3 separate regions of the Homo sapiens genome follow, and all the other regions are linked to region 2. A link is an interaction called in ENCODE POLR2A ChIA-PET data of the cell type or tissue named here. Cell type or tissue: CD4-positive, alpha-beta T cell. All regions are shown on one strand. Links, peaks and the distances in the headings refer to the core of each region. The heading gives the core; the rest is flanking DNA.

What was found. ChIA-PET counts read pairs that join two places held together with the same protein. Peaks named below come from ENCODE experiments on the same cell type or tissue, not always from the same donor. Only the 100,000 strongest peaks of a DNase experiment are listed, where the experiment ranks them.
Region 1: POLR2A ChIA-PET joins it to region 2 with 6 read pairs; 3 of 35 experiments call an interaction of 5 or more read pairs at or near these places.
Region 3: POLR2A ChIA-PET joins it to region 2 with 5 read pairs; 5 of 35 experiments call an interaction of 5 or more read pairs at or near these places.

What each region holds. Positions count from the first base shown.
Region 1 is chr2:47,843,210-47,854,115 of GRCh38, reverse strand. The region is part of intron 1 of FBXO11 (F-box protein 11); the gene reads left to right. Among named protein-coding and RNA genes, the nearest start is that of FBXO11, 58 kb to the left of the region's middle. In CD4-positive, alpha-beta T cell, for the core only: no CTCF peak of the experiment used is centred there; no DNase peak of the experiment used is centred there.
Region 2 is chr2:48,334,616-48,345,521 of GRCh38, reverse strand. All of the region lies in intron 2 of FOXN2 (forkhead box N2), which reads right to left. It also overlaps the pseudogene RNU4-49P. Among named protein-coding and RNA genes, the nearest start is that of FOXN2, 25 kb to the right of the region's middle. RefSeq lists a silencer at 1,176-1,235. In CD4-positive, alpha-beta T cell, for the core only: no CTCF peak of the experiment used is centred there; a DNase peak (open chromatin) is centred at 6,141; H3K4me3 peaks cover 380 bases; H3K27ac peaks cover 1,226 bases.
Region 3 is chr2:47,856,425-47,867,330 of GRCh38, reverse strand. All of the region lies in intron 1 of FBXO11 (F-box protein 11), which reads left to right. Among named protein-coding and RNA genes, the nearest start is that of FBXO11, 45 kb to the left of the region's middle. In CD4-positive, alpha-beta T cell, for the core only: CTCF peaks have their summits at 9,122 and 9,322 (motif pointing left); a DNase peak (open chromatin) is centred at 9,310.

The DNA.
Region 1 (10,906 bases), core at 1,899-9,898, 490 kb after region 2:
TTTATAGTTCGGAAAGAATTAATGTGATACATACTTTGAAACTGGCAGGATTGTTGGAATAGTTTTATAGCCTCTCCTAATGACTACTGATACTTTAAAGGGAACAGTATTCATTTTTATCTGTGGTCAGCACTTGGCATTTGTGGATTTAACATTATCTTCTAAGCTTCTAGAACCATTCTAAATACCTGTCATGAGTAGTATTTTGTAATAGAAATCATTATTTCTACCTCATAAGAGTTTTTAGAAGATGAAATTGGATAACTTTTTTTAAGCCTCCAGGTGGAATTTGAAATACATTTTGAGTGGACCTTGGTAACTTTCAGTATCCCATCTCAATTATGATGATAGCTAATGTTGAGAGGTCATCTCTGCCAGGTACTGTTAAGTATTATCAGTCTTACTTAATCTTCACAGTAATTTTATAAGGTAAGCACCATGATTATCTCCATTTTATAGATGAACTGAAAATGAGTTGAGGAGCTTAAGTTAAAGAGGCTAAGGTACTTATGCAAGATAACAGGGTGGCTACTAAGCCAGGAATGTAACCAAGAGCCAGTTTTTTTTGAGCTTGTATCCTTAGTCATTGTGCTATACTGTCTCCACATACTACTATTTACAATACTAAAACATCTGAGGAGCTACCTATTAATAAAATAAAGGATCTGATTTAATATTTTGGTATTTTTATATATTTGAATAAAATATGACATGTAAAAGTATTATTATTATTTTTTTAATTCCTGGGCCAGGCACGGTGGCTCATGCCTGTAATCTCAGCACTGTGGGAGGCCGAGGCAGGTGGATCACGAGGTCAGAAGTTCGAGACCAGCCTGGCCAACGTGGTGAAGCCCCGTCTGTACTGAAAATACAAAGATTAGCTGGGCTTGGTGGTGAGTGCCTGTAATCCCAGCTACTAGGGAGGCTGAGGCAGGAGAATGGCTTGAACTCAGGAGGCGGAGGTTGCAGTCAGCCAAGATCGTGCCACTGCACTGTAGCCTGGGTGACAGAGCAAGACTCCATCTCAAAAAAAAAAAAAATTCTTCAAATTAAACATTTCCAAAAGGTTTATGTCCTGTTCCATGGTATTCTTTTATAGGCTAATATACTCCTAATAAATATATCCAATATTATTTAGCAAAATTAATTGTATAACAGAGATTAAGAGTAGGGGGCTCTGGAGCTTACCCATGTGATTTAAAATTCTGCCTCTGCTGCTTAATACTGTGTGACCTAGTGTGAGTTGCCTAACCTCTCTTTGCCTGGTTTCCTCATCAATAACATAGGAATAATAATATGTCCCTTATGAAGTTGATGCAAGGATTCAATGAGTTGATACACGTATAAAACACTTGAAACAGTAGTGCCTGTACATGTAGGTTTTCAGTAAGTGTTAGGTACACTGTTAGCAGTAGTGGCACTATTTATTTGAATTACTATCATTATTATCATCCATCATCATTTGTATTGATACAATAAAGTTTTAAAAGACACCCAAATTACTTAGTAGTGAAAAGTAAAAATAAAAACATCATATCTAGAGTCCATTGACTTAAAAATTATTTTGCTACCATTTATTGGCTTTCTAACCTTAAGCATTTCACTTAACTTTAATGGCCTGAACTGCCTGTCAGTAGAACAAATTAATACCTTTCTTGTCGGGTGATTACTTGATTTGTAAAAAACATTACTAGAAATCATGTTGCAGTACCACAAATTATAGTCAAAGTATGGGACTGGTAAAGAGCTGATGATGCTGAGCCCCCTCTCCATCCTTTTCTCTCTCTGGTGAGGTCCGTTTTTCTTCTTTCAATAAAATGGTTGCTGGCCAGACGCAGTGGCTCATACCTGTAATCCCAGCACTTTGGGAGGCCGAGGCAGGTGGATCACCTTAGGTCAGGAGTTCGAGACCACCCTGGCCAACATGGCGAAACCCCGTCTCTACTAAAAATACAAAAATTAGCCGGGTGTGGTGGCAGGTGCCTGTAATCCCAGCTATTCGGGAGGCTGAGGCAGGAGGATTGCTTGAAGCAGGTGTGGAGGTTGCAGTGAGCCAAGATAGTGCCATTGCACTCCAACCTGGGCAACAGAGCAAGACTCAGCCTCAAAAAAAAAAAAAAAAAAAATTGGTTGCTTGATACAGAGACTACTATTAGCATGGCCCCTGCCCAAGATAGACGCACAAATTTGTAAAGCATTCTGTATTAAAAAAAGTTGTTTCTTGTGTGAATTCACAAAGGAAAGGTTAAGGATTTAATGCTTATAAGAATATAGCCATATTTTCATTTTGCTTTTCATACTTCACTCTTGCTCTTAAACTCCTTGCCCATAAACTAAAGACATTTCTAGAAATTTCTAAATATTATGTGAAAATACATTAGGGACAGGCTAAATTGTTTTCTTTTAAACTGTGTGCGTATGACGATTTGTGTGTCCTGTTTTATACTTTTATAACACCTGTGTGTGTCCTTGGTATGGCACTTACTATATTGCTTTATTTGTTTACATATCTCACTCCCCTACTAGAACAGTTCCCTCAGTGATGGACCTTCATATTCACAATGACTAGCAAACAGATGAAAATTAATAGGCCAGGCGCGGTGGCTCACACCTGTAATCCCAGCACTTTGGGAAGCTGAGGTGGGTGGAGCATGAGGTCAGGAATTCGAGACCAGCCTGGCCAGCATAGTGAAACCCCATCTCTACTAAATACAAAAATTAGCCACGCGTGGTAAAAATACAAAATTAGTAGTCCCAGCTACTTGGGAGGCTGAGGCAGGAGAATCGCTTGAACCTGGCAGGCAGAGGTTGTGGTAAGCCGAGATCACACCACTGCACTCCAGCCTGTGCAACAGAATGAGACTCTGTCTCAAAAAAAGAAAAGAAAAGAAAAAATTAATAGCATTTAGTTAATAACGTCTGTGAGTCCAAGGTTAGGCTAAAGCTAGGTTTGACTTAATTTGGGGCTATGGTCATTCTGTTCTTGAATTAATGATATATTTGATAACTCTGGCCATATCAGTTTCTCCTTGGACATAAACACTACTTTTGAATTACATTGTCCAATTGAACTTGGATTGAACTTAAGTATTTTAAATCTTTGGAAGTTACTAACTTTAAAAAATTTTTTCTTGCTTGTTAAAATAGAAAATTATTGTATGTATTTTATGAATTTTGACTCTTAGGAAATATTGAACGTGAAAAACTAGGGGAACAAATATGAGAATGGAAGAAAACATTTTTAAATGTTCCATTCTGGGGAGAGACTATTTTACACTCCTTTTCCCAAAAGCAATGAGAGAAAATGTCTTGGGAGAACAGAACGTGATACATAACAGGAAAGAATTAAAATTTAAGCTATTCTCAAGAGACTTTAATCCTTGAATTAGTAGTTGTCAGTTGGAGATTTTCTTTTAATCAAACTAAAGTTATGAACTTTGGTCAATTCTGGGCCCACAGACATTTTTTACTTATTTTTTAAATTCATTTCAAATTCATGAATCTGTGGACATTTTCTATATAGAGTATTGTTAATTTTGACATCAACAGTTAATAGTCCACTTTACATCATATGGCTGCCTCTCAAAAATTGAATGGCACGTCTACCATGAAACAGTATTGTACCATATGTACATTATGATAGCTATGATAGCTAGTCTATGCTTTCTGACTCCCCATTCCTAGTGTAGTGTATTTTCTGAGTGACAAAATTCTCTTATTTATGTCCAACCCAAATGACTCACTAATGCTTGAGATCTACATATTTAGTTTTATGTTGGGCATTTCCACTTGAATGTCTCACAGGTACCTCAAAACTCAAAATTGAAACCCTTAACTCATCTTTTTTCCCCACCTTCAATCTCCAAAGTCACTGCCTTAGTACATGGCACCACCATCCATTGGATTGCCCAAATCAGTATTAATTTGGTTCCAACCTCTTCTCCACCCCCAGCCCACCATACCCACTCATCAAGTTTTATGAGCTTTATCTTGTATCTCATATATCCATTTCTTCCATATTTATTACTGTAGCCATCTTCCTCTCTGAGTTGTATTGTGCTGTAGCTCCCTTACTCGTCTCCTGCCACCAGTGCTATTCATTTCCAGTTGTTTTTGCATTGTTTGGGTGATCTTCCTAAAACCAAAATCAGAACACATTACTGTTCTTTTTAATACCCTTCAGTGACCATATTTTGTTTTTAAGATAAGGTCTAAATTATTTTAAGTGTTTGTAATAGCCTTTATAATTTGGCCTCTGCTACATAGTATAGCCATACATATGGAGCAGCTGGCAGTTCCTTGATACCTGTGCTGGAGATGAGCACCTTCAGGTCTTCACACACACTATTCCTTCTGCATAACTGACTCTCAGTTGTCATCCATTTCTTAGCTTGGACTTTCTTCAGAAAATCTTACACCAATACCCACATCATCTAAGATTGGATTAGATGTTCTTAAATATTCCCTCAATACTTTCTGCTTAACCTTATCAGCATGTGACACACTGCATTATTACTGCCTGTTTAGTTGTCTGTCTCTTAGGCTCTTGAAGAGCAAATACAATATTCTGTTTGATTGACCTGTGTCACCAATACCTAGCACAGTCCATGGCAAGATTTGGCTTTTGAAGATTGTTACTAAGTAACGAAAATGCACATTTTTTAAGTCATTTTAAGTATAATGATCCTGTGGTGGCAAAAATTCAGTGTAAGAACGTATGTGTGTTAATAACTGAATACATTAATGGAAGTATTATGTAACAGTATCCTAAATAAATAATTTTAAAATGTAACTATAAAATCAGAAACATTTGCTTACAGCAAGTCAAGCTTTTAAAAAGTTTTTTTAATTATAACTTTACTTTTGGGATCTCTATTATAAAATATTTAAATTTTAAGTAAACCATGTAACTTTATAAGTATTTAAATTTTATCTTGATTTCCATTTGTGAATTTTTTTAGCAGTTAGAGAAAAGCTGTGGTAGTTTCCAACTGTGTTAGAAACAGTTGTCAAGTGTGGTTCCTTTACGCCATGAGACTGGGAGCTGTTTCTAAACACAAAGTTGTTAGTCGCACAGATTTGCCTAAGTTTCCAATCTGATCTGTGACTATGGGTAAGTAAATTGGAATTTGTGTATTTGTGGGGAAAAAAACTTCTGTCAATTAAATTCCATAAACTACTCTTAACTTTATAACCTAAAATGTGTAGACTTTAAACCCCAGCCAATCAATAGTATAATTTTTTGCAAACTTTCAAGGTAAAGGGTATATAAAAAGGTATTCTGCTAGGCTCAGAATAAATAGAGTCAAGACAGTTAGGAATCTTATTTGAATCCTAAAATAAATTTTCAGTGCTACATTTATTATCAAAGATGTCAGAGATTATTTTTTAATTAAAGAAACATGTTTATTTTCCAGAAGACTTTACTTATTTCTGTGGTTCCTATTAATAGTGAAGATTGTAGTGTATTTATAGCATAGGATTTGTAGTAAAATCTAGAAATTATAAAATAAATTTTGATATTATATATGTGTGTGCAAATAGCATACTTTTAAATTGCGTATTAACTTTTTATCCTTTAAGACAGTGGTCCCCAACCTTTTTTGGCACCAATGACTGGTTTTATGGAAGACAGTTTTTCCACGGACTCAGAGGGGTGGGTGGTTTCAGGATGAAACTGTTCACCTCAGATCATCAGACATGCACCACATAATTAGATTCTCATAAGAAGTGCACAACCTAGATCCCTCGCATGTGCAGTTCACAATAGGGTTCACACTCCTATGAGAATCTAATGCTGTGGCTGATCTGACAGGAGGCGGAGCTCAGGCAGTATTGCTTGGTCGCCTACCACTCACCTCCTGGGTGGCCCAGTTCCTAACTGGCCCCGGGGTTGGGGATCTCTGCTTTAAGAGAACTGATAAAGGTTTAGTGAAAGATATATATGTGTGTGTGTGTTTGGTTGTTTTTTTGTTTGTTTGTTTGTTTTTTTGAGATGGGGTCTCGCTCTGTCGCCCAGGCTGGAGTGCAGTGGTGCGATCTCAGCTCACTGCAAGCTCCACCTCCCGGGTTCACAGCATTCTCCTGCCTCAGCCTCCCGAGTAGCTGGGACTACAAGCACCCGTCACCACGCCCGGCTAATTTTTTGTATTTTTAGTAGAGATGGGGTTTCACCGTGTTAGCCAGGATGGTCTCAATCTCCTGACCTCATGATCCACCCGCCTCAGCCTCCCAAAGTGCTGGGATTACAGGCATGAGCACTGTGCCTGGCCATATGTGTGTGTTTTTATATACACACACAGTCTGTCTAACACAGTCACGCACCACATAACAATGTTTTCATCAACAACAGACTGTATATGATGGTGGTCCCAAAAAATTATGATACCATATTTTGTTTATTTGTTCGTTTGAGACAGAGTCTCGCTCTGTCACCCAGGCTGGAGTGCAGTGGGTGTGATCTTGGCTTACTGCAACCTCCTGGGTTCAAGCGGTTCTCCTGCCTTAGCCTCCTGAGTAGCTGGGACTACAGGCGTATGCCACCATGCCTTGCTAATTTTTGTATTTTTGGTAGAGACAGAGTTTCACCATGTTGACCAGGCTGGTCCCAAACTCCAGACCTCAAATGATCCTCCCGTCTTGGCCTCCCAAAGTGCTGGGATTACAGGCGTGAGCCACCACACCCAGCCATGATACTATATTTTTACTGTACCTTTTTACTTTCTTTAGATAGGCAGTTATTTACCATTGTGTTACAATTGTCTACAGTGTTCAGTACAGTACAGTAACATGCTGCACAGGCTTACAGCCTAGGAACAGTAGGCTATACCATTATAGCCTAAGTGCTTAATTTCTTTTTGTTTGTTTGTTTGAGACAGAGTCTCACTCTGTCACTCAGGCTGGAGTGCAGTTGCACAATGTCGGCTCACTGCAGTCTACACCTTTCAGGTTCAAGCAATTCTCCTGGCTCAGCCTCCTGAGTAGCTGGGATTACAGGTGTCCACCACCACACCTGGCTGATTTCTTTTATTTTTAGTAGAGATAGGGTTTCACCATGTTGGCCAGGCTGGTCTTGAACTCCTGGCCTCAGATGAAGTGCCTCCTTGGCCTCCTAAAGTGCAGGGATTACAGATGTGAGCCACCACGACCAGCCTTCTCAGAACGTATTCTTGTCTTTAAGTGATAAGTGACTGTATGTGTCTGCATTGTCCAATTAAGGGTAGCCACTAGCTGCATGTGGCTTTTGAGCACTTGAAATATGCCTAGTCTGAATAGAGGCATGCTGTGTTACACATACGTACTATTTTCAAAGATTTAGTATGAAAAAAATGTAAATTATCTCAGTAATAATTTTATATTTACATATTGAAATGATATATTTCAGATTTAATATGTTAAGTATATTAAAATTTCACTGTTTTATTTTTTAATGCAGCTAAATTACATATGTGGATTGCGTTCTATTTCTGGTGGACATTTCTGGTCTAGAACATTTTTTCTAACTAAATTTTTCTGTGAATTATAGTTAAAATTGAACATTTTTGGTAGAGGGTTATTTTTAAGTCTTTGATTACAACTTGACAATCATTGGCATAATATTCTATTAGATATAAAAATGAAAACCATAAAATTAAAAAAAAATTTTTTTTTGAAACAGTTTCGTTTTTGTTGCCCAGGCTGGAGTGCAATGGCATGATCTCCGCTCATCGCAGCCGCCTTCTTCCAGGTTCAAGCAATTCTCCTGCCTCATCCTCCTGAGTAGCTGGGATTACAGGCATGCGCCACCAAACCTGGCTAATTTTGTATTTTTAGTAGAGACGGAGTTTCTCCATGTTGGCCAGGCTGGTCTAGAACTCCCAACCTCAGATGATCTGCCCGCCTGGGCCTCCTAAAGTGCTGGGATTTACAGGCATGAGCCACCACGCCTGGCCAAAATTATTTTAAGGTCTTGCTTTTAGACTTGTTGGCACAAAACCATAACTAATCCATGATTTCGTGTTTCTTGGGTTGGAGCCAGTTTGCCGCATCTATCATGGATCGTTGGCTTTATTCATTTTTATTTAATGTAACAAATATTTTTTGTTTCATGTATGCTAAGTCTGTTTTGGGGGAATACTTCTCCATAATTTCAGGAGGGGACAAAAAATAATGGATCTACATGTAAATGCATTTGTGGATTTGGATGTTGGAAGGAAGTTAAGGCAGTTCTTGTTTGGTTTTTTTTTTTCCTGTAAAGTAGGAGATAAGCCACCACTAGTGATGGCTTCTACGAAGAACTCCCTGAATTGAGTAAAATTAAAGGGTTCTCCATTGATGGGAATCAGTATTTATTGAGTACTGATTGGGCACCAAGCTAAACACTGAAGAATATAAAAGAGGGCACCCTTGTTACCCTGCCTCGCCCTCAGAGCTTATAATTTTGTTAGGGAAATATGGCATATAATAAAAAAAGTAAGTATAACATAAGGCAGCTAAGGTATAGTAAGGTATATACGGTATATATTCAGTACTACAGGAGTTCAAAAGATGAAGCGAACCCAAATGACTAGAGATTTCTTTTAAGCTTTCTGTTTTGCTGCTTATCACAGTAGTAGCCAACTTATCTTCCCAGAATGATCCCTTTTTAAGTAACTTCTGGCACTGTACTTGATTCTCAGAACAGTCAGTAGTAATTTAATATGAGAACTATGTAGAAATTAGCACATATTCTTCAGCGCAGAGTTCAAAACAGTGATTTTATAACTCATGAGCACTTCAGGACAGTGTTTACAAGTGGGAAGTTGAGATTTCTGTGGTATTCATGACTTAAATCATGTAGCTTCTTGAATTTATTTGCTGTACATTTTAGGATGCAAATGAATTAATTAGCACCTTCTCTTTCCTGTTAGGACCTCTGAATTCCTTACTTTTCAGTCTTTACTATTTGCTGTGTCTTTGGTGAGAAGCAAAGGATTCCAGGGTGGGGTGGGTGGGTGTCTGTAGTAATAAGGTCCACAGATTTTAAGAAGGTGAAGGTGAGGAAAGGAGGAGGGAGTTGTATAGGATGAAAAGTTTGAGAATGTACTTTTGAGTGTTGTAGAATTGGACTGACTACTGAAGGAAATGGCAAACAAGCTGATAGAGACATTAACCCACATGCATGCATACTACAAACATATCAAAATGAAATATGTAATAAGGGCTGGGCACAGTGGCTCATGCCTGTAATCCCAGCACTTTGGGAGGCCAAGTTAGGCGGATCACTTGAGCTCAGGAGTTTGAGACCCATCCTTGGCAACATGGCAAAACCATGTCTCTACAGAAATACAAAAATTAGCCAGGCATGGTGGCGTGCACACCTGTAAACTGAGGTGGGAGAATTGCTTGAGCCAGGGAAACGGAGGTTGCAGTGAGTCGAGATCCCACCACTGCACTCCAGCCGGGTGACAGAGTGAGACCCTGTCTCAAAAACAAAACGAACAAAAGAAATACGCATTAAGAACAAAACTATAAACATATAACTAAACTTTTAAGGAAGGAAAGAAGAGGAGGAAAATTCATAGGTATCAGAAATCAGAGAAATAAAATCAGAACAGTAAGCGGGAGCTAGTGTTGCTGTATATAGCACAGGGGGCTTTTGGTCCTGCATATGTTCTAAGGGGTCTGGGGTTGAATTTTATTGCACATATGGGGATAGGATATATGGCCTTGGGCCTTTTCAAAATATATCTGAAACAAAGACCCAGGCATGTGGCCTAGAGCCTGAAATAACTTCCCTAATTACGCATAGAGATTAGAAAAAGTGCCCACTAGTCAAATGCTCACTCAAGAACAAAGTCAATGACAGAACAATCTAAGAGAGAATATAAAATGTGAGTGAAATGATTGAAGGGATAAAAGAAGGAAATGAAGCAATGAGGTAATAGATCAGTGTGAAAAAGAAACAGTAAAACTTGGAAAAAATTAACTTTTAGAAATTAAAAATATAATCATGGAAATTGGCAGTAGATGGGTTAAATTACAGATTAGACAGATACTCTTGCCTTGGCTGAAAAGCAAAAGTCTAGCAATAAATGGTTAAGAATAAGCAAATCTAGGCCAGGCACAGTGGCTCATGCCTGTAATCCCAGCACTTTGGGAGGCTGAGGCAGGCAGATACCTTGAGGTCAGGAGTTCGAGACCATCCTGGCCAACATAGTGAAACCCCGTCTCTATTAAAAATACAAAAATTAGCCGGGCGTAGTGGCGCGTGCCTGTAATCCCAGCTACTCGGAAGGCTGAGGTGGGAGAATAGCTTGAACCCAGGAGGCAGAGGTTGCAGTGAGCCGAGATCACGCCATTGCACTCCAACCTGGGCAACAGAGCAAGACTCATCTCAAAAAAGAAGAAGAAGAAGAAGAAGCAGCAGCAAATCTAAAATGTAATCCATAAAAGTAAGAAATTGAAAATAAAGGATTTAAAAAATACTAGACTGACACAAACCAAAACAGAAAGCTGATAGACCAAAAATAGATTTGTAAGGCAGAAAGCATTGTTAGTGATGAAGAAAGCCATTACATAATGAAGATGATGAAGAAAGCCATTAATTACATAATGAAGAATGGAATAATTCACCAGGAAGAAATAGTTATCTTGAATCTGTGTGTCCAAATAATATTGTCTCAAAGCACATAAAGCAAAAATTTGCAGGCAAAAAAAAAAAAAAGATTAACTACAAATATGGTGGGAGATTTCAGCACATTTCCTTCAGAAGCCAATGAATAAACCACCACCACCCTCAACAAAAGTGAAAAAATGTAAGCATAGAGACTATTTGAACAACACAATTAACAAGCTAGATCTTTTTAGACATGTTTAAACCCTACTCTAAAAATTAGTGTTGATGTTCCTTTCAAGCACACATAGGACGTTTACTGGTCATATTATT
Region 2 (10,906 bases), core at 1,435-9,434:
TATACCTATCTCTCTTTGTGGTGAGAACATTTTAAATGGTCTTTTAGGAATTTTGAAATATACATTATTATTAACTACAGTCATCATGCTATGCAATAGGTCACTAGAACTTACTCCTCTTGTGTAACCAGAACTTTGTACTCTTTGACTAACATCTCCCCCTTCCCTACACCCTCCTCCTACCCCCACCACCCATATCTGGTTACCAACCATTCTACTCTATACTTCCGTAAGTCTAACAAGATAACACTTCTTATTCACTAAATTTATCATTAGCTAAATTAAATTCACTATAAGTTATCATTTCTTTTTAAAATCCCAGTACTTTTAAACTCTGCATTCTATATCATCTCAAGTACTGACATTTCAAGGCTGGCATTCTCTTAGTAAGGTATGAACTGTCCCTGTACTTTCAAGGAGAGCGAAAAATAGCTGTTACTATTCTTTTTTCATTTCTATTTTCTCAAATTATTTTTGTTTTGCACTTTAAACACCCTTCTATTCAAAAACTTTATCATGAGACAATAACAGACCAGAGAAGAAAGCAACAGGCTAATGTGCTATTTAATTAATTTTCAATGGCTCATAAAGATAACTCATTTCTAAATTCAGTGAAAAACCGACTATTATCCTATTCAACCCACTTATGCTTGTGTAACTGAAATAATTGGGGGGGGGGGGTACCTCCAGAGTTTGTTTTGCTTAAGACATAGATGGCAGGTTACTTCAAGAATTCTGAAAACCGGCTAATTTTATTTCTACTTTTTATGTCAGTTATGTAAAAGAGAAAACTAGTTAATTTTAGATGTAGAACAGTTTATCTGGATTCTGGGAGCTACCACCAGAAGTAGTTAGCCTCAGAGCACTCCATTAGCAACAGCCTTAGATAATACTTTAGTGCCCAGGCATTGTGCTAAACAATTTACATATGATATCTCAATTAACTGTCAATTAAACCCTATAAGGTAGGCACTATTATTAATTCAACTTTATTGATGAGGAAAATTAATCAGAGAGGTTAAGCGTAAGTGGAACTGTCAGAATTTAAATCCAGGCAGACTGACTCCAGAAACAAAACTCTAACCACAATATGTGCTGGCAACAGTATGTACACAACACCCATGAGCACCAATGACTCAAATCCTATTCATTTTAAATCTTAACAGCATTCTTTCCATATCCAGTTCTTATCTCTCTCCTGTGCACCCATAACTTGAAACATCACAACACTGTAAAAAGGAAAAGATCAAACGATAACGGATTTGGTTTCTGTTTCAATCTCTTATGAAAACCACACATAAATAAACATTCACATATATGAGCACACAATGTATTTCAGAACTGATATCCTGTACTATGTAAGTGACCAAATTATTCATTTTATCAAAGTCTCTCTATTCATAGAGACTTAAAAACATGACGAATGAGAATTGAATAATGTCTTGCTTCCTTAAAAAACAAACAAAAAACCACTCTTTAGTGTACCCAGTGTTCAGTTAAAGAAGGGAGTGATTAATTTCTAATGTCTCACTTTTGCCTTGTCACTTAAATCTCCATCTATCTTCCATTACATCTAGAAATTAGAAAGTACCAAACAGCAGTGGCTAACATTTGCTGAGATTTTACTACATTACAGATTCTATGTCATAGGCTTTAAAATGCATCATCTCTACTTACTCTGAACTACTCCTTAGTTCAATAAATGCCCTTCCTTTCCAACTGTGAATTCCATGAGGAGGCAAGAGTCTTTTTTTTTTTTTAAAGAGACAGGGTCTCACTCCGTCACCCAGGCTGTAGTACAGTGGCGATATCATGGTTCACTGTAACCTCCACCTCCTGGGTTCAAGCGATCCTCCTGCCCCAGCCTCCCAAGTAGCTGGGACTACAGGCACACACCATGCCCAGCTAATTTTTAAATTTTTTTTATAGAAACAGAGTCTTGCTATGGTTGCCCAGGCTGGTCTCAAACAATTGGCCTCAAGCAATCCTCCTGCCTCAGCTTCCCAAAGTGTTGGGATTACAGGCATGAGCCACCATGCCTAGCTGGGATAAGAGTTTTTTACTTTTGCATTCCTAATGAATCTTTTCAAAATGTTGAGTATGAGTAGACACTCAAATCATAATTATTTCAGATGGAAATGAACTCATAATACAAATTATTTGTCTATTCTGCAAAAAGGTGCACTAACTGCCTTGAAGAGTTAATTTATTTTGGAAATGAATCCTTAATGGTAGGAAACATCCTAAATGGTAACAATAAAAAAAACTGAAATTCATTGTTAATAAGGAAATGGAAATGAAGTAAGCCATTTCCCTAAGGTTCTAAAGCTAATAAAAAGTGGAGCCAAAATTATAAACGAGGCTAAGTTCAATATTCAAATTTCTGGCCATTAGAGTCACTCTCAATCGCTCAAGAAACTTGAATTTTTATCAATACTACTTAAAACAGAAATAGTGAGTTTTATTAACGTAACATACTCAAAAATCAGTCTCCTGATAACTATTGACTAAATTTTCTCATAAGTAATTTAAATGGTTGCAAGTATGTTATTCCTCTGAATTACAAGTTTACAAAAAAATTTCATTAAGATGTAAAGAAATAGTATGGCAGCAAAATATGCCAAAGAGTTACAGAGTGTTAATCCAAGCAAAGTTTAAAAACCAAGTATTGACATTATTAAAAACCAAGTGCTGACATTATCTTAGTAAGGTTTGAACTGTCATTGTGTTTTCAAGAAGGAAAAAAAGCCGTTTATAAACTATCCTTATAGAACACTTTAGAGCACTATCCACTTAGATGAGATCAGGCATGTTCAGGGTGCTATGACCGTAGACAGAGCACTATCCATTTGGAACACCAAGTCCACCACAATGGATAAACAGGCAAATGATCTTTTCTCACATATTAAATACAAATAGCAAACAAATACATAAATTAAAAAATTATATAAAAAACTTATTTTAAAAAATATAAAATAAACAATTTTGGGCAAGGACCTAGGGCCATTTCGGAAAGCTAAATGGAAATGTGTATCACGAATTATTAAAAATTTCATTCTTTGACCCAACAATTCCAAATGTGTCACTTTTGTGAAATAATCTTATGTAGGGAAAAAGATATTCCCTTCCCAACCCACGATGTGTGGAGGGACACACAGATATTCATCCAAGAATTATTAAAGATAATGGAAAACTATAAACAACTTACATTTTCTATAACAGAGAAATGGTAAACTAAAGCCCAACTATTCAATCTAATATTTAGTAGCCATTAAAAATTACTGACTTGAAGAATGTGAATAAATTAAAAAGCTTATAAAAACCAGTGAAAAAGTAAAAAATACATACAAAAAAGAAAACGGTGATTTATATTACTAATTTTTGTCTTTGTTGTTCTATTTCCCAATTTTTCTTTAATGTGCTTATTATTTTTATAGTTTAAAATTAAAACAATAAGCTCAAGGGAGAAAAGGCTGTACTACATTATTTTTAGATGTAGTATTTCCATTTCACACACAAAAATCAAATCTTAAAAAGGTCATGGACTTATCAGAGAGCTCAAGTCAAAAACAGAAGCCACCTCTTATATTCTTAGTACAGCTTGTTCTGTTACAAACCTTTTCCATAACACGAATTAGCCCATTGGTAAATAAGGGAATGATTTTAGTATAATGTAAGTCATATTGGTTTGTACATGATTCTTCTCAGCCTATGTTTTTGTACTACCAAACAACAACAGCTGAACCCGAAATAGGCTAACACAGTGGAAAGCAGCAAGCTGCTGAAAAGACAGTACGGTACACAATTCTCATTCAACCCATGTTCTTCCTCTTGGCACAGCTTGGCCACATGCTCTTTCTTGGAAGTGTTTAATGAGCTCTTCTTTCCAAATCTTTATGCATTTTACCCTGGCATCCATCATCCTGTAGCTTCAACCCTTCCTTGCACAGTGTTCATGTTCTTTTTAAAATCCTAAACTGACCATATTACTTGTTTGTGACAAATTTCATATATGTTTTAATATATTCTAGTATTCTCATTAAGATTTATTTTTGTTAGCATTCTGGTTACAAAGCTGCATATTTTTCACTTTTGAGTGAGTTGGCCCATCAGCTGTGCACAATTTTAGTGTGTTCAGGAATATATAAATATGCAATATTACTACAAAAAGATCTGTATATTTCACAATAAAATCAAGAAAACTTTCTATTTTATTTATTTTAAAAATTATAGTCTTATGAGAAACTACATCTTAAAATGAAATGAAAACATTCACTAGCACAGCATTAATAATATGCATGGTCAGTTTGCTTCATAAAGCCAAATGCATAAATAAAAGGAAACCTGGGCCTATGATGTAACATTTCTTTTTATTACTCCTTTAAGAACAGTATTTCAATGAACCACATAAAATTGTGATACATAACAAATATTACTCAAAAAAAAGGCCAAAATAGTATGATGTGGGATTTAAAAAATGTATTCTAATTTTTAGGAGTATAACTAGCTTAATCCAAGTAATTAATACAACCACTAATAAACGAATTTCTAAGCCAAGACACTGCTATCCAAAAAAGTAGATAAATGTACTATACACTTTAGCAAAGTACACATTTGTGTTAAGGCTCCCATCTTCTACATTCTAAAAAAGAAAAAAAATTATTCACGAGGAGAATTTTAAAAGTGGAGAGTTCAAGCTTTGTGCAGTAGCAGTATCGTAGCCAATGAGGTTTATCTGAGTGCAATTATTGCTAATTGGAAACTTTTCCCAATACCCCACTGCAATTACTTGCGATATAGTCAGCACTGGCAATTTTTGACAGTCTCTATGGAGACATCAATAAATAAATAAATAAAATAAGAAAAATGAATAAAAATAAAAGTGGAGAGTTCAAACCAACCCAGTACAATCACTCTGGAACCCATCTAGAGCTTGACTGTGTGCCTGCCATGGCGGTATCTTGAGAAGAAGGCTTCGGATTTAAATGTACTATTTTTTTTTTCACAGTTGTGCAGCTCATGCATCTCCTAAGGTGTCTAACAGAGATTTGCACATCTGCATATTACGTTCAATGTTATAGTGATATCCTACTCTAGGATAAGAAATATAAAATTATGTATTGGAATTCTCTGATCATTTCCCAAAAGGTCATAGGAGAGCATTTTTGCTTAGGTTGGTATTAACATTGGTAAGAGAGAAATGCTTCAGAGACTACATAAGAAAAGGGAAACAAAGCCACAGAATTTTCAGCATTACCTAAAACATAATATGCTGCATTACAGAGAATTAGATGTGTCACAGTGATAGCCATTTTTGCCCAAAATAACTAAGAAACCTACTAAACACAAAATGTTGATTTAACCAATCAGAATTTTGACTTACTTTTCCACACTTTTAACTGATTAAAGACCGAGTTAACAAAAGGTTTTTTCTTTATACTTTTCCCAGATGTTAGAATCCTTAAACATTACTTAGCCTTCCACATTTAAACATCACATAAAATTAAATTATATGGAAGACATTCTGAGACTTGTTTTTTCCCCCATCGAATTCATTAACATTATTGTAGCAGTAATTCATTTTTACAGAGACTAGTATTCCATTTTATGAATATTCAATAATTTCTTATACTTTTAAGGAACATTTAATTGTTTATGTTTGGGGCTATTACAAGTACTACTGTTATAGAAGTCTTTGTTCATATCACCTGGTATACAAGTGTCAGAAATTTCTCTTGAGTATACATCTAAAAGTTGAACATATGTCAAGAAGTAGAATTATTTGGTCACAGAATAGCCTTCAACTTTAATTGATGACAAACTGCTTACCAAAAAATGCTGAATCAGTTACCACTAACCAGGAGTGTATATACCAAATGCTTCATGTACTTGCCAAAATTGTTTTTGCCAATCTGATGACTACTGTATTAGTCCGTTTCTACACTGCTAGAGGGACATATCCGAGACTGGGTAACTTATAATGGAAAGAGGTTTAATTGGCTCATAGTTTTGCATGGCTGGGGAGGCCTCAGGAAACTTACAATCATGGCAGAAGGGGAAGCAAAAATGTCCTTCTTCACATGGTGGCAGGAGAGAGAAGTGCTGAGCAAACTGGGGAAAAGCCCCTTATAAAACCACCAGATCTTGTGAGAACTCACTATCACAAGAACAGCTTGAAGGGACCACCCCCATGATCTAATCACCTCCCACAAGGCCCCTTCTCAACACTTGGGGATTACAATTCGGATTACAATTAAAGATGAGATCTGGGTGGGGACTCAGAGCCAGACCATATCAACTCTGAAACTGCATCTCCTTGCAGTTTTAATTTGCATTTCCCAGGCTAGTAACAGGGCAGAAGACCTTTTTATTCATTCATATATATCTGTATATGGATATATAGAATATGAATGTATAGATATATATGAACATATAGCTATGAATATATATCTATACATATGCCATTTGGATTTATTCTTCCATAAAGTATCTATTGAAGCCTTGTGCCCATTTTTTTATGGGTTTTCTTAATGATTTGTAATGTTTGGATACTAATAACTTATATGTGATGCAAATATCTTTCCCCAGTAGATGACTTGTCTTTTCAATCTCTTTATTGGTTGCTTTTAGTAAGAAATTTCTTTACTTTCATATGGTAGAATTTATTAACCCTTTTCTTTATGGTCTACAGTTTGTTTTATAATTTTTGCCTTTTACATTTAAATCTTCAACTCACCAAAAATGTATACATGTATTTTTTATCCAATTTCATCTTTCACATATAAACATAAAATTGTTCCAGCACCATTTATTAAAAATTTCAGGCCAGGCGCGGTGGCTCATGCCTGTAATCTCAGCACTTTGGGAGGCAGAGGCGGGCGGATCATGAGGTCAGGAGATTGAGACCATCCTGACTAGCACGGTGAAACCCCCTCTACTAAAAATACAGAAAATTAGCTGGGCCTGGTGGCGAGCGGCTGTGGTCCCGGCTGCTGGGGAGGCTGAGGCAGGAGAATGGCGTGAACCCAGGAGGCGGAGCTTGTAGTGAGCTGAGATCGCGCCACTGCACTCCAGCCTGGGCGACAGAGCAAGATTCCGAGATTCCGTCTCAAAAAAAAAAAAATGGCATCCTTCCTGTTAGGAGAACCTATCCACCATCAGTCCTTAGCATCCCTGCACACTCTCACCTGTTAAGAATGCAAGGCCTTTTATCTGGGCCATTTCTCAGTTTTTTGTTTGCTGCAAGCAAACCTGAGGTATGATTTAACATCTCCTACTAAAGAACAGGCCAACTTCCAGCATTTCTTCTCTGATCGATGAGATATCGAGAAAACTTTTTTTAGTTTCCATGTGATAAAGGAAGTTTTTTTGTGTTACCTATTTCTAACTTAACTGAGTTGGTATTATAACAGTGTATAGGGTATCAATTCTCTGAAATTTGTTGAAACTTGTTTCATGGCCCAGTACATGATTAATTTTCATAATGATTCATTTGATGTTTCTATGGTGCATGGATGAAATATATGTCCATTGGATGAAGCTTGTTAATCGCACTGTTTAAATTTTCTGTATTCCTACTAATCTTTTTTTGGGGTCTGCTTTCTATATCAAATACTAAGGCAGATATATTACAATCTCCTGCTATACTGGAAAAACTTTTCAATTTTTTCCTTGTACATCTGTTAATTTTTTGCTTTATTTTGTGGCTATGGTTATTAATTGCATGTAACTTTAAAACATATATATTCCTGCCAAATTAGCCATTTCCCATTATGTATCAATTCTTTTTGTCTTTAAGTCTATTTGAAATTATATACTAGCTTTCTTTCCATTAATATTAGTCAGGCAGCAGCCTAAGTGTCCATCAACGAAAGAAATGGATGTGGTGCATATACACACGAAAAAGAATGAGATCAGGCCAGGCGTGGTGGCTCACACCTGTAATCCCAGCACTTTGGGAGGCAGAGGTGGGCGGGTCATTTGAGATCAGGAGTTCAAAACCAGCCTGGCCAACATGGTGAAACCCCATCTGTACCAAAAAAAAACCCCACAAAAATTAGTGGGGCATGGTGGTGTGCACCTGTGGTCCCAGCTACTTTGGGAGGATGAGGCAAGAGAATTGCTTGAACCCGGGAAGTGGAGGTTACAGCGAGCTGAGATCACACCACTACACACCAGCCTAAGCAACAAAGGGAGACAACTCCGTCTCACTTTAAAAAAAAAAAAAAAAGAGATCCAATCATATGCAACAACATGGATGGAACTGGAGATCATGTTAAGTGAAATAAGCCAGACACAGAAAGACAAACGTCGCATGTTCTCACTTATTCATAGAATCTAAAAATCAAATGAATTGAAATCATGAACGTCTAAGAGTAGAAGGATAGTTACTAGAGGCTGGGAAAGGTAGTGGAGGATTAGTGGGAGGGAGGTGGGGGTGGTTAATGAGTACAAAAAAAAAAAAAAGTGAATAAGACCTACTATTTGATAGCACAATAGGGTGACTATAGTCAATAATAACTTATTTGTATATTTTTAAATAACTTAAAGAATGTAATTAGATTATCTGTAACTCAAAGGATAAATGCTTGAAATGATGGATACCCCATTTTCCAGGATGTGCTTATTTCACATTGCATACCTGTATCAAAACATCTCACGTACCCCATAAATATATACACCTACTATGTACACACTAAAATTAAAAAAAAAATTGCCAGGTGTATGTTTTTCCATCATTTTACTTTCAACATTTTCCTTTGTTTCCTTGTAGTCTCTATCCTAAACCCCATATACATGAATATTGTTTTTAAAGGCATACATGTATTTGGATTTACTTCTACCATCCTTTTTGGTATCCTGCTCTTTCCATGTTAATTTTTCTCTTTCTTTTTTTGCCTTCTTTGGAATGATTCTTTTTTCTCATTCCATTTTTTTTAATCCTCTACTAGTGTGGAAATTATATACATATTTCTATCACTGAAATGTCACCTTATAAATTTTGATATATACTTCTAAAAATCCAGTTATCTTTAGTCTGCTCGTAAATAAATAAATATATATACACACACACACACACACACACATATACATATATATATATTTTTTTTTTTGGAAACTGAGGCTTGCTCTGTCACCCAGGCTGGAGTGCAGTGGCACAATCTCAGCTCAAAGCAACCTCCCCCTCCCAGGTTCAAGCGATTCTCCTGCCTCGGCCTCCTGAGTAGCTGAGACTACAGGCGTGCACCACCACACCCGGCTTTTTTAAAAAAATATTTTTGGTAGACACTGGGTTTCACCATGTTGGCCAGGCTGGTCTTGAACTCCTGACCTCAAGTGATCTGCCCACCTCGGCCTCCCAAAGTGCTGGTATCACAGGCGTGAGCCACCGTGCCAAGCAACAATAAAAAGTCCTTTAAATGCTAGCTCCAATCACCTTCTCCTGGTTTATAATACAGCTTTTTATTTTTTATTTTATTATTTTTTTTTTTTTTGAGACAGAGTCTTGCTCTGTCGCCCAGGCTGGAGTGCGGTGGTGCGATGTTCACTCACTGCAAGCTCTGCCCCCTGGGTTCATGCCATTCTCCTGCCTCAGCCTCCCGAGGAGCTGGGACTATAGGCGCCTGCCACCACGCCTGGCTAACTTTTTTCTATTCTTAGTAGAGATGGGGTTTCGCCGTGTTCACCAGGATGGTCTCTATTTCCTGACCTCATGATCCGCCTGCCTCAGCCTCCCAAAGTGCTGGGATTACAGGCGTGAGCCACCGTGCCCAGCCAATATAGCTTTTTCTTAACTTCATAAGATGCTATTATTATTTATGGAGTCCACTTTTATTCACCTATATAATTGTCACCGTCTTTGATCATTTCTTCTTAAATCTCAGATTTTCTACTTCTGATCATTTACTTCTGCTTAAAAAATAGTCTGTCACTGAACTTTCACATTTTATTTGTATGAACATGTTTTTGCTATAGAATTCTACGCTGTTATTTTGTCTTGCATATCATTTCATAGTCCACTACTATTTCCATTACTGTTATCGAAACCTGAATATTCCTTTGGAGGTAATCTGTCTTTTCTCTTAAAAATGTTCCCTTTATTAACCTCTTTTATATTTTCCAATTTCTTGTCTATCTTGTGGTCTAAATTTCTTAAGATTTACCTTTCATTATGCTAACTTTTCAACAGCATATTTGCTTTTATACCTATCCACTGAATTTTAATTTCAATTACTATTTTCATTTCTAAAACTTCTGGTTCCTTTTCAACATGTTTGCTCTTTTCTTCATTTTTAAGCCTGTTACTGAACATATTAAACGTATTTGTTTTCTATTTTACATCTGATAATTCCAAAACGTGAACTATTTGCACATCTGACTCAAATGATTCTCTTATATTGTGCCTTTTTCCTTGGATGGCCTGTAATTTTTATTATAAGCCACTTATTTTCATTAGAACTTTACCAATGGGAATTCTTTGATAATGATGATTATATGTTAGGTTTTATCAGGCCCTTGGGAGTAGTAACAGCCCAGGATCATTTTAAATTCTTAAGGTTTAGTGTGAATTTATGCTGCAAACTAGTGTGAGAGCTGGTTTGTGGTAGCACATTTTCAGTGACATTTTTTCGATTTGCAGTAATATTCTAGAAGAAAATTTCTCTGTAGAAACCCTGGGGGCATAAAGGGAAATAATTTCTATATCACTCTTATAAAGGTACAGTACAATGGGGCTCCAAATTAATGAGGAAGACTATTTCCTGCTAAATGCTCCATCTTGACTGGGTCTAGGCTTTGCTTCCTGATCCCTGAGCCCCACAAAGCCATGAACAGAGAAGCTCACCTGATTTGGCAAATATCCTCAAAGCAATAGCCAGATTCAGAATTCAGCCTGGCCTAAGTACTC
Region 3 (10,906 bases), core at 1,816-9,815, 480 kb after region 2:
GAATAGCTGCTCCATAAGCTGAGTTCCAGTGGAGGATGATTCTATGGAGCAGAGCTCTTCACTAACTCAGGATAAACATGTAAAGTGAACAACAAATAAATCTTTGTTGTTTTAAGCTAGACTGGAGATTTTCGGGATTTGTTACTGCAGCTTAAACTAGCCTATCTGACTGATACTGCACTGTACCAATAAAGAGAGGAGAGAATAATGAAATTAAGTAATTAAAGCAATTAATTAAATGAAGCAATGTTAGACAAAATCTGGAACCTGGGAGCAATTAGATTTTTAGTTTTCAGGTAGCTTATTTATAAGTTGTGAGTATCATCAGAGGGCCTTAATTCTTAGATATTGCAACTCTGTTTTTGAGTACATATAAAAGATGCCAGAGAACACAAAACATTTTGCAGAGTCAGAACAGTGTTCATATTTAAAAGTAGTCTGAAGATGATCAAGGCTCATCATGGAGAATCCTGGCTGTTATCAAAGTATGTTTGGAGGGTGGGTATTTTTTCTCAAAGTGACATGCAGCTGAAAGGTTTTAGGAAAACTTGCTAGCATAGGCCGGGCGCAGTGGCTCACGCCTGTAATCCCAGCACTTTGGGAGGCCGAGGTGGGCAGATCACGAGGTCAGGAGATCGAGACCATCCTGGCCAACATGGTGAAACCTCATCTCTACTAAAAATATAAACATTAGCTGGTCATGGTGGTGCGCGCCTGTAATCCTAGCTACTCGGGAGGCTGAGGCAGGAGAATCGCTTGAACCCGAGAGGCGGAGTTTGCAGTGAGCTTAGATCACGCCACTGTACTCCAGCCTGGCGACAGAGCAAGACTCCGTCTCAAAAGAAAAAAAAAAAAACAAACTTGCTAGCGTAGATATGTGTAACAGAACACATCATTTTGGGACGCAGTTTTTTAGTGCTGGAAGAACTTTTAGATACCCTGTAACACAGCACCCTCATTTTGTAGATGTTGTATGTTATAAAAGATGAGATAGAGTGTATTTGAATTACCTGCTTTCCACGTTATTTTTGGGTTTTGAATCATTTTTATTTCCCTTTCCCACTTTTTTTTTTTTTTTTTTTTTTGAAGCAGAAGGGGTCTGACTTGTCCAGGCTGAAGTGCAGTGGCAAGATCCTAGGTCACTGCAGCCTCAAACTCCTGGGCTCAGGAGTTCCTCCTGCTTCAGCCTTTCAAGTAGCTGCTACAGTTGTGTGCCACCATGCCCAGCCAATTTTTTTTCGGTAGAGATGGGAGTCTTGCTATGTTGCCCAGATTGGTCTTGAACTCCTGGCTGCAAGTGATTCTTCCTGCCTCAGCCTCCCAACGTGCTGGGATTATAGGCATGAGCCACTGTACCTGACCCCAGCTAATGTTTTTAAAAGTATCTTTGCTGATTATTTGTTTTTCCTTTGTTTCCTTCTTTCTCCCTTTATCATAGTTAATCCTCACAGTGGTTCTCAGAAGTAAATATTTTTCTGCCATTTTACCCATGTGGAAACTGAGGCTCAATGAGGCTGAGTGTCTGCCCACAATCATATAGCTAAGTATTGGGGCTGGTATTTGAACACATTTTGTTGACTCTAATAATATCCCATGTTGTTTCCACCAGTGTCTTAAATTTATTTAAGATTTTTACACAAATGTAGAGTGTTTTTACTTTGTATGACTATTAATTAAAATTAGATCTGCCAGAGTGACAGGAAACCCAAAACAACAGTTGTTTAACAAGATAGAAGTTTATTCCTCTCTGTTGTGATGAAAGTCTACAGGTAAGCATCTAGAGTTGGTATGAAGGCTCCACTATGACATTAGGGACCTAGGCCCCTGTTTTATTTATTAGTCTGCAGTCTGTAAACACAGCCTTTATGGTTCAAACTATTTGTTCACTCTCCAACATTCTTTCTAGCAGGAAGCAGAAAGGGTGAAGAAGGGCCTTCTTTCTTTCTTTTAGAACATATCTCAGAAGTCATACAGGACACCTGTAGCCCATTGGCCATGTAGCCCATTGGCCAAAACCTAGTCAGATGGCCAACTCAGTAATAAGAGCAGCTGAGAAATGTGAGCTTTATTCAAGATGTTCATCTGTGCAGGTTAAAATCTGGGTTCTATCACCGAAGGGGTAAATAGATTTGGGGTGATAGCAGTTTCTGTCACAAAGATACAATCAGGTTCTGCTGCAGTTTGTTTATTGATGGGTATTTATTGAGCACTTATTACCTGCCAGACACTGTGGTTCATGTATATCTACAATTAACACAACTCTGTTAATTCCTGTGGAAACAGGAAACAGTTCAGGAAATTTTTAGTTTAAGAAAATTTTACTCTATAAATAGGTTTAAACTAACAAGCGCCCAGGTGTTTTGTTTGTACACGTAGAATGAAAGTCTTGTCAAGTGTTACACTAATATTTTACTTAAAGTATTGTTGGCAAATAAATGAGGAAAGAGTGTTCTTGTCTCACATAACAAATAGACTATTATAATACATGTTGATTCATTTAGTAGAAGTAAATTTCAAGGCTTTGCTTCTTTTCAATTCTGTCACTTGATGTGGGTGAAAATACCTAATTCATAGATATGTCATTGCCCTAGTGAGTAAGTTAGTGATTTACCTGACCTCTGTGGACTTTTATTCATCTTGACAGAGCCTCTATTGTTTGTTTATAACATAAATAATTTATTAAATCTAGTCTCTTATTTACCATTATTTAATCTAGATTCTTGTTTATTTTTGTCTTTTTTGTGAGATGGAGTTTTACTCTTGTCGTCCAGCCTGGAGTGCAGTGGTGAGATCTTGGCTCACTGCAACCTCTGCCTCCCGGGTTCAAGCAATTCTCCTGCCTCAGCCTCCCGAGTAGCTGAGATTACAGGCATGCACCACCACACCAGGCTAATTTTGTATTTTTAGTAGAGATGGGGTTTTGCCATGTTGGCCAGGCTGGTCTTGAACTCCTGACCTCAGGTGATCTGCCTGCCCTGGCCTCCCAAACTGCTGGGATTACAGGCGTGAGCCACCACGCCCAGCCAATTCCTGTCTTTAATTATGAGTTGTTCAAAGGTAGTTTCTGTCTCTTTCATTATATGTTTTCTCATGAAATACCGTGAGTACTTAATAAATGCTTTTTTATATTTAATGAATAGGAACATTTAATTAGGAGGGATTCTGTTTAACTACCATAGTTATGTTAGTCTTATAACTGTGAAGATCAATGAAGTCACATGCCTTTGTAAACATGACCAAATTACCAGCTTTTTAATGGAAATAAATTAAAAATTCCAGCACATATGCCGTATTGTAACTTGACTACCATTTTGTTCAAAATAGCAAAACCCTAAATCCAGCTTTAGATTTATTGATTTGTCTTTATGGGGTTTTGGTTTTTTTTTTTTTGAGACAGAGTCTCACTCTGTCTCCCAGGTTGGAGTGCATTGGCACAATCTTGGCTCACTGCAACCTCCACCTCCAGGGTTCAAGCAATTCTCCTGCCTCAACCTCCCAATTAGCTGGGATTACAGGCATGTGCCACCATACCCAGCTTATTTTTATATTTTTAGTAGATATGTGGTTCCACCCTGTTAGCCAGGCTGGTCTCAAACTCCTGACTTCAAGTGATCTGCCCACCGTAGGCAGGGATTATAGGCATGAGCCACCGCACCCGGCCTTTGTGTTCTAGAGGAGGATGCTATATTTCTTCAGATTTAACCAATTCCTTGAAAAACTGTTATGCCATAACCCCAAAATATTAGGTCTAGTGAGAACTAGGGGAAACTTTTGAAATAAAGTTACCACTTTTATTTAGGTACTTCATAAATTAGGAGCTGTCTGTAGACCCTTTCTTTAAAGAAGAGTTTATTAAACTAATGCCTTTATGATTTGATTATAGGTTTCGCTTAAGTTTTCTTTAGCTGTGTTGTTTCAGAGCCATGTAAACGAGCTGTTTAAGAGCACTTGTAGACATTAAAGTATATTTTTATTTAATTCTGTTTCTCTGTTGGCCTGAAAGCAGAATATCTTTTATAAAATCAACTAGTGATTATTCCTAACAAGAAAGTGTAAATAGAATTCTAATTTAATAATTAGCTCATTAGCTCTCCTATAGCATTTTTAACTTGAGACTACTATATGTTGAGCTAACCTAACAACAATGTTTTGGTTTTATTTTCTATATTGAAATAGATTTGAAGGCAAGGGGAAAACTTTTGTTTCGTTTTGTTTTGTGTGTGTATGGTGGTTTTTTTTGTTTTGTTTTTGTTTTTTTGTTTTTTTTTTTTTTTTGAGACACAGTTTTACGCTTGTCACCCAGGCTGGAGTGTGATGGCGCGATCTCAGCTCACTGCAACTTTCACTTCCGGGGTTCAAGCGATTCTCCTGCCTTAGCCTCCCAAGTAGCTGGGATTACAAGCATGCGCCACCACACCCAGCTAATTTTTGTACTTTTAGTAGAGATGGGGTTTCACCATGTTGGTCAGGCTGGTCTCAAACTCCTGACCTCAGGTGATCTGTCCACCTCAGCCTCCGAAAGTGCTGGGATTACAGGTGTGAGCCACCACGCCCGGCTGAAAACGTTTTTGAAGCTGCTGTAAGTCTTTGGGCTAATTGTTCTTAGATTTGTTATAGTTATTATACAGCATTTATGTACTTGTACTGTGGTGATCACTGCTAAAAGATGATCCAGAGAGAGAATTATACATTGTGCATATTTTGAGATTTGCACTTACATTTTTATGATTAAACATTTGCCCTTTTAGCCAAGCGTGGTGGCACAATAGTCCTAGCTGCTCTGGAAGGCTGAAGCAGGAGGATTGTTTGAGCCCAGGAGTTCAAGACCAGTCTGGGCAACATAGCAAGACATTATCTCTTAAAAAAATAAAAAATAAAAAGTTTGCCTCACAGATTAGATTTTGATTCTTATTTTCATTTTCCTTTCCAGTTCTTCATATCACCCGCCCTTTGTTTCATTTCTTTTGAATTTCAGGCTATTACTGCTCTAGTCCCAATGGCTTTCAACCCTGGTTATGTATCTTGAACAGCGGAGCTTTTTCAAATTTCAAGATGCTTTTGGATGTAACTTAAATCTGATTTAAATTGGCTTAAACTATAAGAAAACTGGCCAGGCACGATGGCTCACACCTGTGTAGTCCCAGCACTTTGGGAGGCCGAAACAGGCAGATCACTTGAGGTCAAGCGTTTGAGACCAGCCTGGCCAACATGGTGAAACCCCATCTCTATTAAAAATAAAAAATAAAAAAAATTAGCCAGGCATGGTAGCGTGCGCCCGTAATCCCAGCCACTCGGGAGGCTGTGGCAGGAGAATCACCTGAACCTGGGAGGCAGAGGTCATAGTGAGCTGAGACTGTGCCACTGCACTCCAGCCTGGGCAACAGAAACAGAGCAAGATTCTATCTCAAGAAAAAAAAAAAAAACTTAACCTTACATGACAAGAAGTTTTGTGTTTGATTTTCTGCTGTTGTCTTAGCTGTGCCCTATTCATTGTGCCAACATGGGCCTTAGGTTAGTTCTCCTTAAGGACCTAGGATGGCTGCCTTCTGTAAATAATGCATCCGTCATCCTTGTTTGTATCTATCAGGAAAAAAGAGAGAAGGACGTCTCTTTCCCAGAAGCCAAAACCAAGCAAGTTAACTTCTTGTGTCTCATTGGGCCACATTGGCTTGGACCTGCCAATCCTAGGGTATGGAGTCACCATAAATGGGCTGGGTGCTGTGGTTCACTTCTGTAATCCCAGCACTTCAGGAGGCTGAGATGGGAGGATTGCTTGAGCCCAGAAATTCAAGACCAGTCAGGGCAATACAGCAAGACACCATCTCTCCAAAAAAAATTTTTTTAATTAGCTGGGCATGGTGGTATGCACCTGTGGGCTCAGCTACTTGGGAGGCTGAGGTGGAAGGATCACTTGAGCCCAGGAGATCGAGGCTGCAGTGAGCCATGATTGTGCCACTGCACTTCTGCCTGAGCAACAGAGCAAGATCTTGTCTCAAAAAAAAAAAAAAAAAAGGTCAGACTATTCATATGGGATAGAATGAATATTATGAAGTCAATTACAATATCTACTCCATAGGAAGTGTGGATGTATATGTTTTTACAAGATACATAAGTGTACACAGTGTACAACTAAGTTTGAGGACGGCTACACTTCCCAGTTTAAGACTTAAAAATAGGGGAAGGCCAGGCGTGGTGGTTCATGCCTGTAATTCCAGCACTTTGGGAGGCCGTGGCGGGTGGATCACCTGAGGTTGGGAGTTCGAAACCAGCCTAACCAACATGGAGAAACCCCATCTCTACTAAAAATACAAACTTAGCTGGACGTAGTGACTTTACTAAAAATGCAAACCCAGCTACTCCAGAGGCTGAGGCAGGAGAATCACTTGAACCCGGGAGGTGGAGGTTGCAGTGAGCCGAGATTGCGCCATTGCACTCCAGCCTGGGCAACGAGAGTGAAACTCCGTCTCAAAAAAAAAAAAAAAAAAAATAGGGGAAAACAACTGATTTTTTTTTTTTCCTATTTTCCAGTGGAACACAGTTATTCTATGTGACTGGTTTGACTTTCTTTCTCTCTCTCTCCTGCAGGGAAAAGTTTTGATTAGCCTTAGTTAATAACCCAGGGTAGGCTGGGCGTGGTGGCTCACGCATGTAATTCTAGCACTTTGGGAGGCCGAGGCAGGTGGATTTTCTGAGTTCAGGAGTTCGAGACCAGCCTGGGCAACACAGTGAAACCCTGTCTCTACTAAAATACAATTAGCTGGGCGTGGTGGCATGCACCTGTAGTCCCAGCTACTTGGGATGCTAAGGCAGGAGAATTGCTTGAACCTGGGAGGCGGAGGTTTCAGTGGGCCGAGATTGTGCCACTGCGCTCCACTCTGGGCGACAGAGCCAGACTCTGTCTCCAAAAAAAAAAAAAAAAATCCAGGGTAAAATAATTCTTAAGGCTAAGGATTGAAAACTTACATTCATAATTGTTGTTTAAATTTATTAGCTAGCCATGTGAAATATAGCCAATTTCTCATGCCCTGGCTGTTGGAGATTCTTTGGTTCTGTGCTCTCTGGCAAATGAGTTAGCTAGTCAGGGCACAGTGATAAAAATGAGTAGTTTAACTATTTGGAATAAAGTGCCCAGCAGTTTCATTTAACACTAAGAAACAGAAGCAATAAAGACTTCTGAGCAGCATAGCATAGTTCTAAAACCCATGTTCTTTCTTGGAAAAAACCTCTTAAGCTCTCATTTAGTGCCCGTTTACTCTTACTTTAAAAACAGACATGTCTCCTAAGCTTATTTTATCGGTTTATCAGAGAAGAGAGGATTTTATAGTTAGCCCATGGACAGCTAGAAACAGCAACATGACAGCAAGAAAGGGGGGAAAATCTATGAACTTTTCATGAGAATCTCAAACTAAGCATTTAGGATAACTTATTCTAGAAAATAGCTTGGTACTGATAAATGGGGCCTCAATCTCAGGTCTCATCCTAGCACAAAAAAATAGACTATTTCATGATCCTAATGATTATCTTATAATATGAAAGTATTAATATTATTTTAAGAATATCCTTGTCTTAAAAGACAACATAATTGGGTTTGGAAATATTTTTAATCAAAATGATTAAAGTTAAAATTCTGTTTCAGTGCTTGAAGGGTGTAAACCCCCCAGCTACCTTGAAAGCGTAACTGTGAAAACACTTTGAGGGCTGCAAATAAGAAAGACAAGAGTAAAGCTTCAGCTGTTTGTATACAAGGGATTGGAAGAGAATCTTTCTTGAGGTCTCATCCATTTATGGAAATATACTCTTTTTGTGTATGTATGTAAATCATCTAGAGCCTGTTACTTTTAAATCTTTGCCAAGTTTTTCCCAACCTCTCTTCACAGCACCAATCGGTGAAATTAGTTTAATCTTTTTTTAAAAAATCCTCCAAGACATCTGAAATTGAATTCAGTCTTAACTCCAATATCATGATAAAAGCGAACCATTGACTTTGGCACAAGTTCTCTAAATCCTTAATTTTTTTTCATTTTTTATTTTTGTATTTTAATATTTTGAACTCTGGATGATCTTCAGATTAGTTGGGTACATTTTATTGTAGTGTTTCTGCTTATACATCGCATCCTAGAATCAAGAAAGGAAATACGTATCTCTGAAGAGTGGCTTTAAATTACCTGTATTGCTCATTAGTTCTGTTAGTGCCATTAAGAGTTGAAGTAAATGTTGATATGAATTCCTTTAATTTTATAGCTATTAATACTTTTTCTTTTCTTTTCTTTTCTTTTTTTTTTTTTTTTTGGAGACAGAGTTTTGCTCAGTCGCCCAGGCTGGAGTGCAGAGTGGCGCGATCTCTGCTCACTGCGACCTCCGCCTCCCGGATTCAAGCCATTCTCCTGCCTCAGCCTCCTGAGTAGCTGGGATTACAGGCGCGGGCTACCACGCCCAGCTAATTTTTGTATTTTTAGTAGAGACGGGGTTTCACCATGTTGACCTGGTCTTGAACTCCTGACCTCGTGATCCAACCGTCTTGGCCTCCCAAGGTGCTGGCATTACAGGCATAAGCCACTGCGCCCGACCCTTTTTCTAGATAAGTCAGTTCAGGTTTTTGCATTTGTATTATGTTTTTCATTTTTCTTTTCTTTTTTTTTTTTTTTTTTTGAGGCAGAGTCTCACTCTGTTGCCCAGGCTGGAGAGCAATGACATGATTTCAGCTCACTGCAACCTCTGCCTCCCAGGTTCAGGGGATTCTCCTGCCTCAGCCTCCTGAATAGCTGGAATTACAGGCATGTGCTACCATGCCCAGCTAATTTTTGTATTTTTAGTAGAGACGGGGATACACCATGATGGCCAGGTTGGTCTTGAGCTCGTGACTTCAGGTGATCTGCCCACCTTGGCCTCCCAAAGTGCTGGGATTACAGGCGTGAGTCACCACGCCTGGCCTGTATTATGTTTTTCATTAAGTACTCATGCTTTAGAACATTGTTATTGACATCAGTCTGTAGATTTACTACATGAAAACTTGGATAAGTGGGCTGGGCACGGTGGCTCACGCCTGTAATCCCAGCACTTTGGGAGGCCGAGGTGGGTGGACCACCTGAGGTCAGGAGCTCAAGACCAGCCTGGCCAACATGGCGAAACCTTGGGAGACAGAGGTTGCAGTGAACTGAGATCACGCCACTGCACTCCAGCCTGAGCAACAGAGTGAGGCTCCGCCTCAAAAAAATAAAAATAAAACTTGGATAATTTGTATTTTTTTTTCTAGTTTACGCTCTTTTATAGTGACCCAAGGCAATGATTTTTTTAAAAAGATATTTTGGCGCCATCTGCTGTTCTTTAATGCGATATTTCATCTACTTTGGTAAAGATTTGAAATATATGTATGTGTGTGTGTATATATATATATTTGCCCATATAAAGGACAAAATAATGGCGATTTTTAAAAGTCTGCTGCGTCTGCCTTATGATTCTTGTATTTCCAGCTGCAAAGGCTGTCTTGTAATTTTGATGGTAAGAAACAGGCTTGCCTAAAAAATATTTCTGTAGTCCTGCGTCTGCCAGTTTTGTATATTCATTCAATGACTTTGAGTTCCTGAAGACTTCCTTCTCGAGTTTACTGTGACTTCTCGTGACAAAGCTCCTGAGTTAGCTTTGCTCATTTGTTAATGTCCCTTCTCTCTGAACATGTAGTTTTTCATGTTTCATGGTCTGTCCTTATCTTACCCCTAAACCACATCCCTATCCCTGCTATGAAATCTACCCCCCATGATTATTTTTATTGATTTTCTAAGCTTCTATGTAGATCAGTTGTACTGCAGATACAGCATCTTATTTTATATTTGTAGTCTTTACTTGTCTCACATGATCTGGTTGCATATATAGTATAGCTATATGTATGTCTGTATGAGACCATAAAATTTCTGGCCAGGTGTGGTGGCTCACGACTATAATCCCAACACTTTGGGAGGCTGAGGCAGGAGGATCACTTGAAGCCAAGAGTTTGAGACCAGCCTGGGCAACAAAACAAAACCCTGTCTCTGCTGATTTAAAAAAAAAAATACCTTCTTGCTCATTAATGGCTGTGTATATCTTTTCTCTCCAAACAAATGGTGTGTTGTTTGTTTATGGGGCAGTTTGTATACTGATTTTATAATCTCTAGTAAATCCACATGCACTGTTAGGTATGCAGACTTGGAAATCTGGTGCCCTAATTAAAAGAATTGTGTGCAAAGTAAAGATCCTGAGTGGTGAACTTTGACTAAAGTAGATGAGTTTCTGTGCATAAATAGTGTAATGTCTATATTGGCTGCTCAGAGTTTATCCCATTATCACATTTAAACATTGTCTATTGATTTCTGCTGTGATGGTCTACATACAACATTCTTACCATCCAACTCATCCCAGTATAGCTTTAAATCATATACTTAAAGCTTAATTTTATGTTTCTTCAACTTGGATAATATCTGTAGACTCCGTCCTTTGTATTACGACATTCGTGGTTCTTGCCTTTTACATTGTACTGTTTCAGTTCTACATTTTCATTATCACAGTTGATAATATAATTATCCTATTGTTAGTGAAGTTTTCTTCATTGATTTATATGTAGGTTGATTGTTGAAGTTAAAAAGTAAATGTTCACCTTACGAATATGGACATTTTACCTCTATAGTGCTGAATATGTGCTAAAATTATGTTTTGTTCTCCACTAACTGATACAACTGTCCGTAGGCCACTCAAAAGATTATTTCTAGCTGTTTTGATGGATTCTTTTTTACATACCACTTACAGCCTTTTATGTCCTCAAGTTTTTCCAAGTTTCCTACTATCTAATCTATAACTTTTTTTCAAGGACATTTCATTCCCAGAGCCCTCTTCCAATGTATACTGGTTTCTTTGGACCTATTTTATACCCTTTATC